2 separate regions of the Homo sapiens genome follow, and region 2 is linked to region 1. The links are chromatin contacts, found by Hi-C or POLR2A ChIA-PET in ENCODE. All regions are on one chromosome and are shown on one strand. Each heading gives the region's core, a stretch centred on a gene start or an enhancer-like site at or near the end of the contact. The rest is flanking DNA. Distances are from core to core; before and after follow the strand shown. Region 1 has its middle 46 kb from the start of SLC29A4. Region 2 has its middle 8.0 kb from the start of LINC02983.

Region 1 (5,252 bases), core at 1,168-3,667:
GAGTAGCTGGGACTACAGGCGCCCGCCACCACGCCCGCCTAAGTTTTTGTATTTTTAGTAGAGAGGGGGTTTTACCGTGTTAGCTGGGATGGTCTTGATCTCCTGACCTTGTGATTCTCCTGCCTCGGCCTCCAAAGTGCTGGGATTACAGGCGTGACCCACCATGCCCGGCCACACCTGGCTAATTTTTTAATTTTTCGTAAAGACGGGGGTCTTGCTCTGTTGCCCAGGCTGGTCTTCAACTCCCAGCCTCAAGCAATCCTCTCACCTCGGGCTCTCAAAGTGCTGGGATTACAGGTGTGAGCCACTGTGCCTGGCCCCTAGGATACTATTTTATATTTCTAAAGATATCTGCATTATTTATTTATTTATTTATTTATTTTTGAGACAGAGTCTCACTCTGTCGTCCAGGCTGGAGTGCGGTGGCGCCATCTCGGCTCACTGCAACCTCCGCCTCCCGGGTTCAAGCGATTCTCCTGCCTCGGCCTCCCGAGTTGCTGGGATTACAGGCACGCGCCACCACGCTCAGCCAATTTTTTTATATTTTTAGTAGAGATGGGGTTTCACCACGTTGGCCAGGCTGGTCTCGAACTCCTGACCTTGTGATCTGCCTGCCTCGGCCTACCAAAGTGCTGCGATTCCAGGCGTGAGCCACCGCGCTCAGGCAATTTTTTGTATTTTTAGTAGAGACGGGGTTTCACCATTTTGGCCAGGCTGGTCTCGAACTCCTGACCTCGTGATCCGCCCGCATCAGCCTCCCGAAGTGCTGGGATTCCAGGCGGGACCCTCTGCGCCCACCGGGTGCTTGGCTTTAAAGGTGACTTGTCCTCCCGCCCACGCCATTCCTCAGAGTCACTGCAGGACTGAATGAATGGCGAGGGCAGGCGGGCAGGAGGCTCCAGGACTTCCTTCAGAGCCCGTTTCATTTTACTTAGGGCTTCTGCTAGTTAGTACCCGTGTGCTCTGGGATGCTGGTTTAAGCAGAAAATCCCAGCTGTTATTTCCAAAGCTGGTGGCGGAGTTTAGAAGTTTCTCGACTTAACATGCACCGTGCCTCCTCACACCGAGCGCAGATCCGCGCCCTGCAGACAGAGCTGTGCGCGCCAGGGAGCCAGTTCCCCAACCCTGCCGTTCTGCGGCCCTCGGTGGACTTCGGTCCGAACTCTCCCAGGTCCCCAGGCTCAGGCACAGGCTCAGCACTAAACGCACCAGGGAAGGTCAAGAGGAGGGCGCTGAGGGGACCTCCCCGAGGGAGAGGAAAGGCAGGGAAAAGTCTTCAGATTCCCTTGAGGAAAGGTGCTTCGCCGTCGCAGGGAGCCCAAGCACATTTCTGCGCTGACCCACTAAAAAGTAATGTCGCACAGGAAGAAAAAGCCACTTCTAAAAGCAGCAACAGGGCCGGGCGCAGTGGCTCACGCCCGTAATCTCAACACTTTGGGAGGTCGAGTCGGGTGGATCACCTGAGGTCAGGAGGTTTTTTTGTTTGTTTGTTTGTTTGTTTTTTGTGACAGAGTCTTGCTCTGTCGCCCAGCCTGGAGTGCAGTGGCGTGATCTTGGCTCACTGCAACCTCCGTCTCGCAGGTTCAAGTGATTCTTCTGCCTCAGCCTCCCGAGTAGCTGGGACTACAGGGGCGCACCACCAAGCCAGGCTAATTTTTTTTTCTTTTTTAGTAGAGACGGGGTTTCACCATATTGGCCAGGCTGGTCTCGAACTCCTGACCTCAGGTGATCCGCCCACTTCAGCCTCCCAAAGTGCTGGGATTACAGGCGTGAGCCACCGCGCCCGGCCGAGGCCAGGAGTTTGAGAACAGCCTTGGAAACATGGTGGAACCTCGTCTCTACAGAAACATGCAAAATTATCCAGGCTTGGTGGTGCGCACCTGTAATCCCAGCTACTCCAGAGGCTGAGGCAGGAGAACTGCTTGAACCTGAGAGGTGGAGGTTGCAGTGACCCAAGATCATGTCATTGCACTCCAGCCTGGGCTACAGAGCGAGACTCCCATCTCAAAGAAAAAAAAAATAAAATCAGAAGCAGAAGCTGTAACAGAAACAGAAATCAGCACAGGGAATAGTGGAGTCTTGTGTGTGTCCGAGGGATGACACGATGCTCAGCGTCTGCTCAGACAGACGGTGGCTGTGAGAAGCCCTGATGGGAGAGCTGCCAGCCTGGACAGCCGGCTGTGAAGACTCCACGCCAACCAACGTCCCGCAGGCCGCACGGAGATGGGCAGGACCGAAACACACAAGGCTTGGCCTTTGATGAAAAGGAACTCCCCAAGCCAGAAGGAAGTGTGTGATGAAGCAATTCAGCTCAGAGAAGGATGTGCTTCTAGAAGAATCGCCGCATCAGCACTATGTTTAAACTCACATGCTAATCCAAACATGGACCGGCAAGAACGCAGGCGGAACAGGTCCACCGTGTCCTGGCCCACGCACAAGCGGGCCAGCTGTTCCACCAACGCAATCATTCAGCTGCGGCGACACCCGGAGGGGCTCCCCTGTGTAATGCCCCCCACCCTGGGAGAGCTGGGTTTCTTTTTGTTTTCTTTTTTCTTTTTCTTTTTTTTTTTTTTGAGACGGAGGCTCACTCTGTCGCCAGGCTGGAGTGCAGTGGGCGATCTCGGCTTACTGCAAGCTCCACCTCCCGGGTTCAGGCCATTCTCCTGCCTCAGCCTCCCGAGTAGCTGAAACTACAGGCGCCTGCAACCACGCCCGGCTACTTTTTTGTATTTTTAGTAGAGACGGGGTTTCACCGTGTTAGCCAGGACTATCTCGATCTCCTGACCTCGTGATCCACCCGCCTCGGCCTCCCAAAGTGCTGGGATTACAGGTGTGAGCCACCACGCCTGGCCGAGTTGGGTTTCTTTAAAAGATTTTAGTCAGGCTTCTGGCATTTTGCTATAATATTCTAGGTAGAATTATAGGGCAATTTGGTACAAATTAGATGTTTAAGGCTGGGCTCGGTGGCTCATGCCTGTAATCCCAGTACTTCGGGAGGCCGAGGTGGGTGGATCACGAAGTCAGGAATTCGAGACCAGTCTGACCAACGTGGTGAAACCCCGTCTCTACTAAAAGTACAAAAATTAGCCTTGCGTGGTGGTGGGCACCTGTAATCCCAGCTACTCAGGAGGCTGAGGCAGGAGAATCGCTTGAACTTGGGAGGCAGAGGTTGCAGTGAGCTGAGATCGCACCACTGCACTCCAGCCTGGGTGACAGAGTGAGACTGTCTCAAAAACAAACCAAACAAACAAAAACAAATGAGATGTTCAGCCTGTGAGTAGGCAACAAAAAAATAGAACACAGGTTTTAATTTTAAGAGAGGGGGTCTTGCTATGTGGTCCAGACTGGCCTTGCCTCAAATTGCTGGTCTCAAGCGATCCTCCTGCCTTGGCCTCCCAAGAAGCTGGGATTATAGGTGTGAGCCACCACGTCCAATTCTTTAGCGTGTTATAAAATGCTGATAGCAATGGGCTTTCAGTCAGATTTGGTGGGGGAATGTAATCAGTATGTTCACCTGAAGCTCAGGCAGGCACACACACACACACTCACAGACACACACACACACACACATGCACGCACACTGGCAGCACCAAAAACAGCTTCACCTAAAATGAAGTGTTAAGAGGAATCTATTTACATTATAACTAACTATAGAAAGAAACGATGTAGAGGTGAGGAATCAAGACAGTCTCTTCACATTCTGAACTTTAGAAAGATTTCATTTTTCTTTTTTCTTTTTTTTTTTTTTGAGACAGAGCTGTGCTCTGTCACCCAGGCTGGAGTGCAGTGGCATGATCTCTGTTCACTGCAAACTCTGCCTCCCGGGTTCAAGCGATTCTCCTGCCTCAGCCTCCTGAGTTGCTGGGATTACAGGCACATGCCACCATGCCCATGTATTTTTAGTAGAGACGGGGTTTCACCATGTTGGTCAAGCTGGTCTCAAACGCCTGACCTTGTGATCCACCCGCCTTGGCCTCCCAAAGTGCTGGGATTACAATAGGCATGAGCCACCGCGCCCGGCCTCATTTTTCTAAATTAGAGACTTTCCTAGCTGGTTATTAGGGAAGGGTAAGAACTGGTCACATCTCAAAACCCTGAGATTGGTTTTGTTTTGTTTTTGTGCTTCAGAAAAACCCACAGATTGAAAAGGTATGACATAGGTGAAGGGTTATGACCTGGGTCAGAACTAAAAGATACGTCAGAAAAACCCTATCTGCTTGGCCAATGATTATCATGATATATTTTCAGTAAGAAATAAGTCATAAAAAAGAGAATTCTATGTAAAGCAGGGAGGCGACCCAAACAGAAGTCCCACGGTTTCCCTGCACGTTCTTTTTACATCTCCAACACCACAGAGCTGAAGCCGAACGGTCCCGCCTCTCTCTTAAGTACGCTTGTAAAATAACGCATTTGGATTTCCTGCTTGCTGGCCATGGTGTCACATGTCCGTTTCTTTTTCTTTTTCTTTTTTGAGACAGTCTCACTCTGTTGCCCAGGTGAGAGTGCAGTGGCATGACTCAGCTCACTGCAACCTCCACCTCCCGGTTTCAAGCAACTGTCCTGCCTCAGCCTCCAGAGTAGCTGGGATTACAGGCACCCACCACCACGCCTGGTTACTTTTTGTATTTTTAGTAGAGACAGGTTTTGCCATGTTGGCCAGGCTGGCCTCGAACTCCTGACCTTAGATGATCCGCCCGCTTCTGCCTCCCAAAGGGTTGGGATTACAGGCATGAGCCACCTCATGTACATTTCAAACAAGTGACTCGGTCATTCCCTGCATGCAAAGGTCTGGTCTACAAAGATGTAGGGCAGGGGACACACGAAACAACAAGCCTGGCCCATCCCCACCCTTTGCCAATGTGGTTATGAAAACCACGAGCAGCGGGGCGAGGTGGCTCATGGCTATAATCTCAGCACTTTGGGAGGCCGAGGCGGGTGGATCACTTGAGGTCAGGAGTTCGAGACCAGCCTGGCCAACATGGTGAAACCCGGTCTCTACTAAAAATACAAAAATTAGCCGGACGTGGTGGTGCGTGCCTATAGTCCCAGCTACTTAGGAGGCTGAGGGAGAATTGCTTGAACCCAGGAGGTGCACGTTGCAGTGAGCCGAGATCGTGCCACTGCACTCCAGCCTGGGCGACAGAGCGAGACTCAGTCTCAAAAAAAAAAAACCACAAAAACCCCCAAACAAAAAACTAAACCAAAAAAACCAGACGAGCAACAGGGATGAGCATGTTTTCTGCCACCCCTTG
Region 2 (5,513 bases), core at 278-2,777, 200 kb before region 1:
GGGGGCCTCAGCTCAGGGAGGGCAGTTCCCGGCAGAACCCGCCTGGCCCAGCTAGACTTCCCGGCAGCCAGGCGGGGGCGGGGCAGGGGGGGTTCTCTGCAACCTGGGGTGTGGGTACAGGGCCCAGGGCACTATCAGAGGGATGAGAGCGGAACCAGCAGTGCCCACCCCAGTCCCTGCTGGCTGTTGCCCCTTGTACCAGACATGCCTTGTCCCCCCAAGACACTAAGGGCTGGGGCTCTGGGGGTCAGAGGTGGCCACATCCCATTCCTGGCCTCTCACCCTCTTACTCTGCCAGATGGAGTTGTTTTTTGTGTGTGTGGGGTTTTTTTTTTTTTTTTCTCCTAGAGACAAGGTCTCAAGAGGCCAGGCATGATGGCTCACGCCTGTAACCCCAGCACTTTGGGAGGCTGAGGTGGGAGGATTGCTTGAAGCCTGGAGTTTGAGACGAACATAGTGAGACCCCCATCTCTACAAAAAAAAAATAAAAAAAAAAATTAGCTGGGCGTGGTCATGGGTGCCTGCAGTCCCAGATACTTGAGAGACTGAGGTGGGAGGATGGCTTGAGCCTGGGAAGTTGAGGCTGCAGTGAGCTGTGATTGCACCACTGCAATCATAGCTGTTATTTTTATTTTTTGGGATAGGGTCTTGCTCTGTCACCCAGGCTGGAGTATAGTAGTGCAAATATAGCTCACTTTGGTAGAGACAGGGTTTTGCCGTGTTGGCCAGGCTGGTCTCGAACTCCTGTCCTCAAGTGATCCGCCCGCCTCGGCCTCCCAAAGTGCTGGGATTCCAGGTGTGAGCCACTGGCCCTGGCCTTTATTTTTAAAAAAGAAGAAAAACAACAGAGGAATGCTAAGGATGACTGGCACCACGAGAAGCCGGGAAGAGACAAGGAGAGAGTCCACCCAGAGACTTGGAAGGCCACGGCCCTGCCAACACCCTGATCTCAGAATTCTGACTTCCAGGAGACAGTAAATTTCTGATTTTTTTTTCTTTTTTTTGAGATAGGGTCTTCCTGTCACCCAGGCTGGAGTACAGTAGCGTGATCACAGCTCACTGCAGCCTTGACCTCCCGGGCTCAAGACATCCTCCTGCCTCAGCCTCCTGAGTAGCTGGGACTGCAGTTGTAAGCCACCGTGTCCAGCCAGTTTCTGTTGTTTGAAGCCCCCAGTGAGTGCAGGTTTGTTACGGCAGCCACAGGACACTAACACAGATCTGGAGGGGGACCTGGGCAGAGGTGGGGGACAGCTCTGGAGCCTGAGGCTACCTCCTCTGGCTTCTCAGGGGAGCAGGTGAGCATGCAAGTGTGTGCATGCATGTATGTATGTGCCCGAGTGTGGGTTTCTGATGTGCTTGGGGAAGGTTCAGGTTCCCAGAAGAGGCTTAAATACCAACATCAAAGCAGGAGCTAGACCGGCAGAGCTGCATTGCAGACAAAACAAAGGACTGGTGCTGCTATTTTAAACCAGGGCCCCTGGCCAGCCCTGTCCTGGCCTCTTCACCCTGTGTCTGAGGCGGTGTGGGGCTGGGCGGGTATTTAGTGTGGCAGGAGTCAGCATGGCACGGAGGTGGGCAACTTGCCCACAAATCCCCCTGGCTCCTGCTAAAGCCCTGTGGGGGCTTTCTGTCCCAGGAGCAGTGGCCACTGAGGCCCATGAGAGACCCTTCCAGAGGGCTGTCAGCCTTGTCACTGGCTTTTTCTCACGATGTTAGCAGGGCTGGAGCACGTCAGACTGGCATGGATTCTCCCAGTCAGGCGTAGGTGAAAGGTGCTCTGGCCTGGTTCGGCCCCTCCACCCTTTTAAGCATCATCCCACACTGGACTCAGTGGCCCCACTAGTGACTAGTGCTGTGCTTCAAATTGCTACAAAATGTAGCAGTCTAGAACCATCCCCTTATTTTGCTCACAATTTTGCAGGTCAGAAAGTCAGGATGGGCTCAGCTGGGTGGTTTTCTCCTGGGGGTTACTCATGCAGTGAAAGCCAGCACCGCCGGATGCTACAGTTATCTGTGGTGGAAATGCTACATAAGTGAGCGACTACACATCTCTTCCCAAGTCTGAGTTCAGTGACATCACGTTGGTAGCTTGAAGCTGGGAGAATTTACACCACAGACATTGGCAGAGGCTACACATCAGGTTCTCTCCTTATCCCCCACCCCACCTCAGGCTGAAGCCACCTGAGAACTTGTTAAACATTGATCAGTGTCTCATTGCTGTGGTCCCCACATGGGCAGGTCTGGAAAATGTGTGAAACCGGGTTCTGCACCTGTTGGAGTTTTTTTTGTTTTTTGACAGTCTCACTCTGTGGCCCAGGCTGCAGTGCAGTGGCATGATCTTGGCTCACTGCACTGCAACCTCCAACTCCTGGGTTCAAGCAATTCTCCTGTCTCAACCTCCCGAGTAGCTGGGACTACAGGCACATGCCACCAGGCCTAGCTAATTTTTGTATTTTTAGTAGAGACAGGGTTTCACCATGTTGGTCAAGCTGGTCTCGAATTCCTGACCTCAGGTGATCCACCTGCCTCAGCCTCCCAAAGTGCTGGGATTACAGGCGTGAGCCACCACGCCTGGCCTGCACCTGTTGGAGTTTTATGAAGCATAGCCTTAGATATCCTTTTCTGCCAAACCCTGTGTTCTAGCTATTTTTTTTATTTTTTAGAGAGTCTCACTCTGTTGCCCAGGCCAGAGTATAGTGGTGCAATCATAGCTTGCTGCAGCCTCCAATGCTTGGGCTCAAGTGGTCCTCCTGCCTTAGCCTCCCGAGTAGCTGGACTACAGGTGTGAGCTGCCACACCCAGCTGATTCTTTTTGTTTGTTTTTGTGGAGACAAGGTCTTGCTATGTTGTCCTGGCTGGTCTCAAACTTCTAGCCTCAAGCTATCCTCCTACCTTGGCCTCAAAGAATGCTGGGTTTACAGGTGTGAACCACTGTGCCCAGCTGACCACACCTTTTTCTTTTTCTTTTTTTTTAAAGATAATGTCTTGCTCTGTCACCTAGGCTGGAGTGCAGTGGCATGATCATGGCTCACTGCAGCCTCGAACTCTGGGCACAAGAGAGCCTCCTGAGTAGCTAGGACTACAGGAGTGCACCACCATACCTGGCTAATTTTTTTTTTGTATAGATGGGATCTTGCTATGTTGCCCAGGCTGATCTCAAATTCCTGGGCTGAAAGGATCCCTCTGCCTTGGCCTGGCAAAGCGCTGGGATTACAGGCATGAACCACTGTGCCCAGATGACCCCATCTTTCAATAGGAGGAACTTTTTAGGGCTGTGTTCTCATGCCACCACAACCCAGGGGGCCAGATTAGCTGAGGACGTGTCCTCTAAGCCCTTCTGTGTCCCTTCTGTTTTCAGTTTCTCTTCTCTATGAGTATCTCTGTCTCCTTTCCTTGGAGGTGACAGAGGGCACCCATGTGCCCAGGCTCACCCAGGCAGTGGGTGACACCAGTGGGTGACAATGTGGATGGCCCGCCATGCCAGACACTCACTCCAATGCCCATTTTACAGATGAGAAGACTGAGTACTGAGTGGCCAGGTAGACTGAGCAGGATCGCAGAGGGAGGATTTGTTCCTGGGCCAATCCCCTTGTTTCCCATCCATGTTCCCTATCCTTGGCAACTTGGGGGACAAAGACCTATTCAGGCCCCACCACCTCCAGCCAGACCCATCTTCCAGAGCAGCTGAGCCTCGGTGGCTTGGGGCTGGGTCACAGCCCCTGACTGATGGTGAACTGGCCTGACAGGTAATTTGTACCTTGCATAGGAAGATGCGGTCATTGCCAGAAGAGAACCGAAACCGGCTATGAATAATTCCTGCACTTTCAACAAAAACACCAATACAATGAAAGTTAAATAAATACGCTCAAGCCACCCAGGCGTGAAGGGTAAAAGACATAGCGAAAATCATCTGAGCCAGCTCCTGTGAGCAGAGGCACTGGGGTCCTGGTCCTTGTGGAGGTTGGCTGGGCTCCAGCTCATGGGGAGCAGGTTGGCTGGCCTCTGCGGACTGAGAGGGGCCACAGCTCTCTTCCCTGCCCCAGGTCTGGCATGTGACCTGTGAGACAGAGAGCCCCGCTGGGAGGCTTCCAGGCCTTGGCCTAGGCTGTTCTTTAAGCCTGGAATGCCCTCTGTGCCTTCTCTGCCTAGCAAACTCCTATTCATCCTTGAAAACCCTACCGAGATGACATCACTTCATTCATTCATTGAATGGACATTCACTGAGGTCTGATGGGCCAGGCATGGGGGAGAGAGTGATAGAATAAAGTGAGGGACACGCCTGTCATCACAGCACTTTTGAAGGCCAAGGCAGGAAGATCGCTTGAGGCCAGGAGTTTGAGACCAGCCTGGGCAACTTAGTAAGACCCTGTCTCTCCAAAAAATAAAAAATTAGCTGGGTGTGGTGGCACACGCCTGTAGTCCCAGCTACCCAGGAGGCTGAGGAGGGAGGATCGCTTGAGCCCAGGAGATTGGGGCTGCAGTGAGCTGTGATTGTACCACTGCACCCCAGCCTGGGTGACAAGTGAGACCCTGTCTCAAAAAGTAAAATAAAACAATAAAATGAAGAGCCTCTGATATAGGCTGAATTATGTCCCTCGCAAATTCATATGTTGAAGTCCTAACCCCTAATTCCTCTGAGTGTGACTGTATTTGGAAATACGGTCTTTAAAAGAGACGATTAAATTAAAATGAAGTTATTAGGTTGGGCCCTAATCCAATATGCCTGATGTCCTTATAAGAAGAGGAGATTAGGACACAGACACGCACAGAGGGACGACCATGTGAGGACGTAGGGAGAAGACGGCATCTACAAGCTAAGGAGAGAGGCCTCAGGAGGAACCAGCCCTTCCCACTCCTTGATCTCGAACTCCAGTCTCCAGAACTGTAAGGCAATTAAGTTTCAGTTGTGTAAACCACCCAGTTTTTATTCTGGGGACCCTGGGAAGCTCACACAGCCTCACAGGCTTGTAGAGGTGACAAGCATGTTGGGAATATCAGAATATTATTCAGCCCCGAAGAGGAAGGAAATTCTGCCAGCCGCTGTGATATGGACAAACCCTGAGGACATTATGCTGAGTGAATAAGCCAGACTAAAGGACAGATATTGTATGATTCCACTCATACGGGGTTCCTAGGGTAATTAAATTCATAGAGACAGAAAGTACAATAGCCAGGGGCTGGGAGAGGGGAATCGGGAGTGTTTAAAGGGGACAGGGTTTCAGTTTGGGAAGACAGAAAACAGCTCTGGAGATGGATGCTGGTGATGGCTGCACAACAAGGCGAATGTGCTTGAACCACTGACCTGTGCACTTAAAAAGGGTTAAGGTGGTGGCCGGGCGCGGTGGCGCACACCTGCAACCCCAGCACTTTGGGAGGCCGAGGTGGGTGGATCACCTGAGGTCAGGAGTTTGAGACCAGCCTGGCCAACATAGCGAAATCCCATCTCTACTGAAAATACAAAAAATTAGCCGGGCATGGTGGCGGGTGCCTGTAATCCCAGCTACTTGGGAGGC

Evidence for each region. Hi-C counts contacts between places; a loop is a spot of excess contacts on that map. ChIA-PET counts read pairs that join two places held with the same protein, here RNA polymerase II (POLR2A). Pooled maps may share reads with other maps.
Region 2: a loop to region 1 is called in a map of left cardiac atrium, with 2.9 times the contacts of the local background. The contact joins two enhancer-like sites. A Hi-C loop is called at or near these places in 14 of 168 maps with a recorded cell type or tissue (B cell, CD14-positive monocyte, HCT116 and 10 more), 26 of 37 single-sample maps with no recorded cell type and 13 of 50 pooled maps. POLR2A ChIA-PET finds 5 or more read pairs at or near these places in 19 of 52 experiments (A549, AG04449, AG04450 and 14 more).

Annotation. Positions count from the first base shown.
Region 1 is chr7:5,234,541-5,239,792 of GRCh38, reverse strand. No RefSeq gene overlaps it. Among named protein-coding and RNA genes, the nearest start is that of SLC29A4, 46 kb to the left of the region's middle. RefSeq lists a silencer at 5,061-5,120. Within about 2 kb of position 2,417, at least 14 of the 41 ENCODE cell types and tissues checked have a DNase peak (open chromatin) inside an H3K27ac peak, as active enhancers do; they include thyroid gland, where a contact is called at or near this core.
Region 2 is chr7:5,434,150-5,439,662 of GRCh38, reverse strand. No RefSeq gene overlaps it. Among named protein-coding and RNA genes, the nearest start is that of LINC02983, 8.0 kb to the right of the region's middle. Within about 2 kb of position 1,527, at least 2 of the 41 ENCODE cell types and tissues checked have a DNase peak (open chromatin) inside an H3K27ac peak, as active enhancers do; they include thyroid gland, where a contact is called at or near this core.